Linked DNA regions of Homo sapiens: region 2 is linked to region 1. Evidence: read pairs that join two places in POLR2A ChIA-PET (ENCODE). Cell type or tissue: MCF 10A. All regions are shown on one strand. Links, peaks and the distances in the headings refer to the core of each region. The heading gives the core; the rest is flanking DNA. Region 1 overlaps PCNX1 (pecanex 1). Region 2 overlaps MAP3K9 (mitogen-activated protein kinase kinase kinase 9).

Region 1 (4,407 bases), core at 263-4,262:
TTGGAAAAAAGAAAAAACCTAAATGGACCATATATAAAAAAATAAAATGTTTAACCTCAGTAGTAATCAGAAAGCTTAACTGAAAGTCACAATGAGACACCTTTTACATTTCATGAATGGCAAATTTTTTCAAGACAGGGTCTTGCTCTGCCACCCAGGCTGGAGTGCAGTGGTGTGATCAAAGCCCACTGAACTCTTGAACTCCTGGTCTCAAGTGATCCTCCTGCCTCAGCCTCCCAAGTATCTGGCACTACAGGTGCACACCACCATACCTAGCTAAAATTTTTTTTTATTTTTTATTTTTTGTAAAGACAAGGTCTCACTATGTTGCCCAAACTGATCTGGAACTCCTGGCTTCAAGCTGTCCTCCCATCTCTCCCTCCCAAAGTGCTGGGATTACAGGCAGGAGCCACCTTGCCCAGCCAATTTTCTTCTTTTAAATCCCAAATCAATAGCTAAGTGAATGGAAAATTTTTAAGGTTTACCAATATCAAATGTTGATGAAGATGTGAACAATAAGGACTTTCATACACTACCGGTGAGAGTATAAACTGGTAAAATCATTTTGGCACACAGCTTGGAATTGCCTGATAAAATTGAACATGAAAATGCCCTATAAACCAGCTTACATAAACTAGATATACACATGTACCACAAGACAAAAAACACTAGAAATAATCTGAATGGCTATAAATAGAAGAATGAATAAATAGACTATGGTCTATTCTTACAGTGGCAGACTACATGTAGGTCAATATGAATAAACTCTAGCTACAAACATCACCATGCGTGAGTCAATAAAGTATAATATACTGTGCAAAAAAAAAATCTCTCATAGAGAAATGCATACTGTATGATTCTCTTAGGATGTCCTAAAGCAGACAAAAATAAATAAATATATTCAGGAATATCTACGAAGAGTGTGTAACAATAAAGAAAAGCAAGGGAGTTATTCACAAAAAATTCAAGATTATGGTTACTCCTGAAGGGAAAAGTGGAATGAAATGGGAGAGGAATGTCATGAAGCTTATATGGTATTTTTATAATGTTTTATTTCTTAAGCTGTGTGGTAGGTAATGAAGTAGTCACTTGATTATTGCTAACTTAGTGTTTGGAATACATATTTCACAATAAAAAATTTTTAAAGTAAAAGAAAATGGAAAAAACAATTCAGAAGCAATGACAAATATATATAATATCCAGAAATAATTAGAACAATTATCAAGTGTTACCATGTGTCAGGAATTATTCTAAGAACTCTCTATATATTATTTCATTTATTCATTGTAATAATCCTATGAGAGAGTTCCATTATTTTCCTCATCATTCTGACAAGAAAGCCAACTCAAAAGCTTAAGTAGCTTCTCCAATGTCTTACAATTAAGAAGCCTTGACTGACTGAGTGTGAAGTCTACATTCTGTCCACTTATCCACAATGTACGAATATGCATTTCTTAACAGAAATAGAATAGGCGTAGGAAATGTACAGAAACCATTTAAAAAATGTGAAAGGTTATAAGACATAAAAGATAAGTGAATAAAGAGATGATAAATAAAAACATAAGAAAATAAATGGAAATCTCTCATCTATATCCCTATTTTAAAAGTTGAGTTTCTACAATTTAATAGAATTGTCATCAAAATTCTAACGAAATTTTCTGGAGGATAAGCACACATGAAGATATCTCACAAAAGTAAGTATATGCATGAGAATAATCAAAATAATATCAAAAAAGGTCAGGTGTGGTGGCTCATACCTGTAATCCTAGCACTTCAGGAGACCGAGGCAGGCAGATTACCTGAGGTCGGGAGTCCAGCACCAGCCTGGCCAACATGATGAAACCCCGTCTCTACTAAAAATACAAAAATTAGCTGGGCGTGGTGGTGCATGCCTGTAATCCCAGCTACTTGGGAGGCTGAGGCAGGAGAACCGTTTGAACCTGGGAGGTGGAGGTTGCAGTGAGCCGAGATCGCACCACTGCACTCGTCTGGGCAACAGAGCAAGACTCCATCTCAAAACAAACAACCAACCAACCCCCGCCCCCCAAAAAAATAATAATATCAAAAAAGTAAAATACTGGAGTCACTCACAATGCTAAGTATTAAACATATTATAAAGCCACTATGATAAAAACAGTATGGTATAAATGAAAAAAGGCAGAAAGATGAAGCAGAAAACTAAGTTCAGAAACTAGCATAAGTATATACAGTATACTACATGAAAAAGAAAGCATCTAAATTTACAGGGAAAAAATTTGTTACTTAATGAATGGTGTTGTGATAAACAAACCTAAACAAATTAAGTTAAAATGTTTTCAAACTGACAACAATTTAAGAGTAAAAAGTAAAATGATAAAAATACTGAAAGTAGATACAAAGATCTTAATTTATTGTATATTTATATAATTTGAGGGAAGGAAAATCTTAGAAAACGTTATCAAAAGCAGAAATAACAAACACACAAAATTGGACCACAGAAAAATAAATTACAGGATATAAAGACACTGACAAATAAAATGCTATAAACTGAGGAAGAGTATTTGACACAGAAGAGCTAATATATTTTATTTAAAAAAAGTTCCAAAATCAATAGCAAAAAAAAATCCACCAATAGAAAAATATACAATTCACAGAATAACAAATATAAATGGCAATAAGAAAAATACCTCCATTTCACTAGTAATTCAAAAACGGGAATATTAAACAATAATTTATTTACATATTAAACAATATTAAACAATGAGATATCACAGTTTTTCAAAATACTAAATACTCAAGAGTTGTCAAAAGTGCAAAAAAAAGAGGCAGCTGAATTTCTGGTCATAGTCATTAAATGGTAAAATCTTGGGAATTTGGCAATACATATTGGAAAACTTATAAATGTGCATAGCATTTCTAGTAATTCCACCTCTGAAAAACTATGATAGAACATTTAATCATTGAAAATTTAAACATCACAGTTATCTAATATTTAAATTTCAAAATGATTGATATAATTTAAAATAGGATAAAATACATTGGCATAATGAGATACTGTGCATCATTAAACATAATATCACAGAATAATCGTTTTCACTACTTCAAATATTTGCTGAGTACCTATCATTGCCAGACACTGATTTTGGAACTGGGAATATAATAGTTTATAAGAACAATAAGGTCATTACCTTCAAGAAGTTCATCAATGCAAATAAATGTTAAGATAATTTCAGATAGTGATTAAGGCAATAAACAAAAATTATGAGGCTAAAATACGTGTTTAATTAACAAACAGGGTACTCATGTTAAGAATAAGGAAAAAAATGTAATTGAAAAGGAATAAACAAAGGCTTTCAATGCCCTGGAAAATATACAGAAATATCACCTGTCTTAAGAGAGGAGTGCCCACTTTTTCTTACATTATTTATGTCTTGATGTCTGAAATATTTCATATTATGCTCAGTGGAAACAACTGCTTAGATTATTTGATCTTTCTCAACTTGGTTTCCACATCTGTAAATCAGGGATAATAACAGCATCTACCTGCTAGAATTGTTTTGAGGTATGTCAAGTGTTCACAAATTTTCCAAGAGTTATATTAGGGGTACCTATTAATTTCTGTAAGGTCACAAACTTTTGACTATGAATAAAGTAGACACTTCTGTCAAATAGGTAAAGTGGAAAGTGGGCAAGGCCAAGGTCATGCTACAGAATGTGACTGAGCAACAGGGGGATCACTTCAGCTGGGATGGGAAAGGAAAGCCTCCAGGAGGAGTTGACATCGAATCACAGTTGAATCCTAAGAAGTCAGTCTTGCAAAGATCTAGGAAAGAAACAGCTAAGTTTCTAAGGTAAGAATATACAATTCAAACAAATTTACAATAGGTTAAGTAAAGTATACTACTTATAAATGTCAAGTAAAATATCACAATTTGCTTAAGGTGTGTGTGTATATATATACACATGCGTATGTGTATATTATACATATATACACATATATACGTGTATATATGTACATATATATGTACACACACACACATATGTATATACACGTATGTGTCTATATATGTATATATGCACGTGCGTGTATGCACGTGCGTGTATACACGTGTGTATCTACACACATATGTGTGTACACACGTGTGTGTATACACGTGTGTGCATACACGTGTGTGTGTATACACGTGTGTATATACACATACATATATCTATATATACATGTGTATATACACACTATGAGTAAATGCTGAGATGTATAAGCATTTATAAGTATATATACACATATACATATGTGTATATGTACATATATACACATATACGTATATACATGTATGTATATATACACATGTATATATACACGTCTATACATACATATATCTATATATACATGTGTATATATACACACACATTTTATTTATACGAGTAAAT
Region 2 (4,407 bases), core at 245-4,244, 170 kb after region 1:
TTTATTTGAAACAGTATCTACCTGAGGTACTCCAGGAAGAGGTGGTAGTATCCCCATTTTATAACAGAGGAAGCTGAGGCTCAGGGAGGTTTAACAATGCCCTGCCCAAGAACACATAGCTAGAGAATGATAGGGCCTGGACTCAAATACCAGGCTCTTGAGTGCTTGCATGGTTTTCTTTCTGCTCTGCTTGTTGGAAACAGACTGCAATAGGAGATCCTTCTCTAGCACCTTGTTCTGCAGGACGGACCCTGTGACTCACCAGAGTCTGGGTGCAACAGGGCTAGACCTGGACATTAAACCTGGTCTTGGGGACTTTGTGGGGTAGATCATCCCCACATTTCGAACTACAGATAGGGGATCCTTTATTTCTCCAACCCAGGACCTCTGGTACCTCCAGACCTGATGGTCCTAAAATGCACAAGACCTGAGAGCTAGTTTCTCATTTCTCTTTTCCCCAGGGCCCCTCCAAAAGCACAATTTGAACCTCAGCCATCCTTCTGTAGCCTCAGGTTTGCTTCTTCTTCCATCTCACTCACTCTGTCTCCCAGGCTGGAGTACAGTGGCCTCCACTTCCCGGGTTCGAGCAGTTCTCCTGCATCAGCCTCCTGAGTAGCTGGGATTACTGACGCCTGCCACCACACCTGGCTAATTTTTGTATTTTCAGTAGAGATGGGGTTTCAACATATTGGCCAGGCTGGTCTTGAACTCCTGTCCTCAAGTGATCTGCCCACCTCGGCCTCCCAAAGTTGTGGGATTACAGGCATGAGCCACTGTGCCCGGCTTCAGCTTTGCTTCTTGTTAGTGTTTGTCCTGAACCAAAATTGTGCTTGCATACAGCTGTCCAGAAGTTGGGCCATCGCAGAAGCTTCCATGTTATTGGGCTCTTGTACTTACTTGTGTTTGTGTTGTGGTTTTGTTTTTTATTTTATTTTATTTATTTTAGTATTTTTTTTTGTTTTGAGACGGAGTTTTGCTCTTGTTTCCCAGGCTGGAGTGCAGTGGCGCGATCTCAGCTTGCTGCAGCCTCCACCTCCCGGGTTCAAGCGATTCTCCTGCCTCAGCCTCTCAAGTAGCTGGGATTACAGGCATGCACCACCATGCCCAGCTAGTTTTGTATTTTTAGTAGAGGTGCAATTTCACCATGTTGGTCAAGCTGGTCTCGAACTCCTGACTTCAGGCTATCTGCCTGCCTCGGCCTCCCAAAGTGCTGGGATTACAGGCGTGAGCCACTGCGCCTGGCCGTGGTTTGTTTTTGTTTAAACAAAAGAAGTATATATAGATTTCAGATACATTCACAGATGATTGTTTATGGAATTTAAAAAATTTTAACCAGAAAAGTAATATAAACATTCAAAAAGGGTTTGGACACGTCTGTTAATTGCAGAGCCCTGTGTGGTTATTCAGATGCCACGTCTTTCAGCTCTGTGTAGTCTGGGAGGTGAGCGGGCCTTTCTGGGGTGTTTCTTTGCAGCTGAATTTATGGCCAAATGGACCATGCGTGAGCAAGAGAGCAGTTCCATTCCTCCTGGAGGAGCGCTGAGCATGCTTTGTGGTGCCCACTTAACACTTTTAGATGAATACTATGAAAGACAAATTTGACTTCACTGTTCATTCCTTGAAGCTCCAATTTGGATTGATTGCTGGTGGAATAACACCTGGACTATCAATGAGTGAAGCCTCCCGGCTATTTCCTTCGCCCACCTCACAAAGAGAATTTGGATTTTGCTGCTCCTGGAACTTTAGAGCTTTGTGATGGGAGGAAAGGGGAGGGGACAAAGAGTGAATCCTTCAGGAGCTCTTTTGGGAGGAATTTTGAGCAGGAAATGAGGGAGCTTCTTTCTATAAGGACAGTGGATGGAATTAAAAAGGGGTATTTGAGGAAGCGTTGCTGTGGATCATATGAAACCTTTGGATGCTCAAGAAAAATAAGAGTCAGACTAATTTGAATTTACTTTAGGATGCCGTCTTCCTTCCCACCTTACCGTTGTTTGGACACAGTACTGTCCTGGGCTTCTAACATGTGAGTCTGTGGCTTTATATGCTTGACTCTAGTTGCATGGACCATGAATCTGGCCAATTTTAGGTTTCTTACAAGCATTTTGATGCTTGATTTGATGTGTAGTATATTGGTGGAGAGACTGGGATAATGACCTTCCAGGAAGAGTAAAAGTGACCCCACTGAGGAAAAATAAGATATTCTAAGACTTTTCCTTACATGGGCATTCACTGAAGGCAGAGAACACGGCATTTGAGCGTTTTCCCAGCAGTTTCTGGGTATGCCTGTTATGCCCACCTTCCAGGTAGCAGGGAAGGAAGGAAAGGACTGGCTTTCACCTGGAAACTGAGGTGTAACATCTAGAGAATTTGTATAGTTTTGAATTTTCCCTACCATGGTGAGATCCTCAACTCTGTCTCATGGGGAACAGGATTTGTAGAGTAATATTCAGAGGTAGACTAGGAAGATGCTAGGAAGTCTCATCTTCCCCATGCAATGGACATGGAGGTGGGAGGAAGGAATTAGAAAAGCATCCATATCATAGACTGAAAGACAGTGAGTCAGAGCAAAGCTAGTCTTGGCCTGAGGAGGTACTTGAGGTTGGTTCCTCCCTGCTCTTACATGGAGAGGTTGAAAAGTGATTCATAGGAAACTTTAATTGGTGTTTCATAGCTTTCCAGGGCTATTAAGGACTTGTGGTTCACAATGGCAACTCCCAGTGTTTCGAGCCTTTGTGGTTGGGACTTCCTTGCCTGCAAGGTGATGGGATGAAGGTGGTATCTGTGGTGGCTTGTACCGCTTCCTCCTCTGCCCTCAAATCCTTTCTCCTCTGCAATGCCTGGGGTGAAGTGCAGGTCACAGAGCCTGGAATGTTTTCTTTTTGTATAGATCATGATTCTCAACCGATGTGGGTAATTTTATTACCCAAATGTCCTCATAAGAAATTGACGTGCCTGCTATTGCATACATGCTGTAAGAAATACGGTCAATTTATTATATACATAACATAGAGGTCACTTCCACTGCATTCTTTCCATCCTTAGGAGTTGTGCTATGTAAACACATCCTAAACAACCAGAACAGTGTGATGTAGTAGGGGGCAGCGTGTCAAGATACATGAGATGGGGTCTGGAGAAGGCAGAATTCCCTGGGAGGCCTTGATGGAACAATTAGGCCTCAAAGAAGGGGTAGGATTCAAGAGTTGGTAATAGGGCAGGTAGGCCATAGCTATGACCTCCCAGGGAAGGCGGCCTGCCCCAGCTCAGACAGAGCCAAGTGTTCACTGATGCCATGTCCCATCACCTGGGTTCTTTAGGCAATTCCCAGACCTGGAATGTTGACTAGGAAAGCCATGCTCCCAAGAAGTTGAGTCTTCCATGTGAAACAGCTCCTCTTTCTAAGTGGCCAGAGAACCTGGGCTGGTACAGTTGTGGGCTGGTACAGTTGTGGGCTCTGAATCAGGCAGACCTGGCTTTGGGCAAAGTCCTCGACCCTGAGCCCATTTCCTCCTCTGTAAAATGGGGATAATTCTAGTATTTACTCATGGCATTATAATGAGGATTAAATGAAGTTATGTGTGTAAACCCTTAGCATAATGCCTGGCACAAAGTAAATGCTCAGTAAAAGGTAGTTTTTCCTTTTTAAAAAATTCAAGAGCAGCAGCAGATATGAGACTAGACTCACAGTGTATCACCTACTGTTTCCATTACTATTTCTTCAGAACAAACGACCCCAAACAAGAACATTTTATTAAGCTCATGGAGACTTGGGTCAGGAATTTGGAAAGAGCTCATTAGGGATGGCTTGTCAATGTCTGGGGCCTCACCTGGGAAGACTTGAAGGCTAGGGGAGGCTGCAGATGGAGGCAGGAACCATCTGAAGGTTGTTCACACACATGGCTCAGTGCCTGAGCTGGGAGAAGCTGGAGGCCAGGACTGCTGATGGGAGTGCCCATGTGCAGTCTGTCCATGAGCATGGCTCTCTTAGGGCTCTTGGCCTTACATAGTGGCTCAAGGCTGCAGACCCAAGTGTTCCAGTGAACATGGGGAAGCTGTAGCATCTTTTCTGATCTAGCTTAGAAGTCGGGCATTGTCATTTCTTCTGCATTCTGTTAAAGTGAGTCTCAAGACCACTCAGCTTCAAGTGGAGAGGACACAGACCCACCTCTCAGTGGGAAAAGTGTCAAGATCACACTGGGGAAAAGCACAGAGGATGGGAGATGATGGACCACTTTGAAAATGCAACCTTCCATGCCTGCTAAGGGAACTCTGCTAGCAGAGCTTGGGGATACAAGGCCCTGGAGAGCCTGTGCGGCGGCTGCACCCCATGGCCACCTGCCAAGAAAGAACTGCTTTCTGTTGACAAAACCATCGAGCATCTGATAGGCTTCCTCTTTTTTGGTTATTTTT

Evidence for each region. Peaks named below come from ENCODE experiments on the same cell type or tissue, not always from the same donor. Only the 100,000 strongest peaks of a DNase experiment are listed, where the experiment ranks them.
Region 2: POLR2A ChIA-PET joins it to region 1 with 5 read pairs; 2 of 35 experiments call an interaction of 5 or more read pairs at or near these places.

Annotation. Positions count from the first base shown.
Region 1 is chr14:70,949,003-70,953,409 of GRCh38, reverse strand. The region is part of intron 2 of PCNX1 (pecanex 1); the gene reads right to left. It overlaps LOC105370557 (a long non-coding RNA gene), which reads left to right. Exons shown (of 3, transcript XR_944008.3): 2 at 3,652-3,830. Among named protein-coding and RNA genes, the nearest start is that of PCNX1, 44 kb to the right of the region's middle. In MCF 10A, for the core only: no CTCF peak of the experiment used is centred there; no DNase peak of the experiment used is centred there.
Region 2 is chr14:70,780,839-70,785,245 of GRCh38, reverse strand. All of the region lies in intron 2 of MAP3K9 (mitogen-activated protein kinase kinase kinase 9), which reads left to right. Among named protein-coding and RNA genes, the nearest start is that of MAP3K9-DT, 26 kb to the left of the region's middle. In MCF 10A, for the core only: no CTCF peak of the experiment used is centred there; a DNase peak (open chromatin) is centred at 2,635.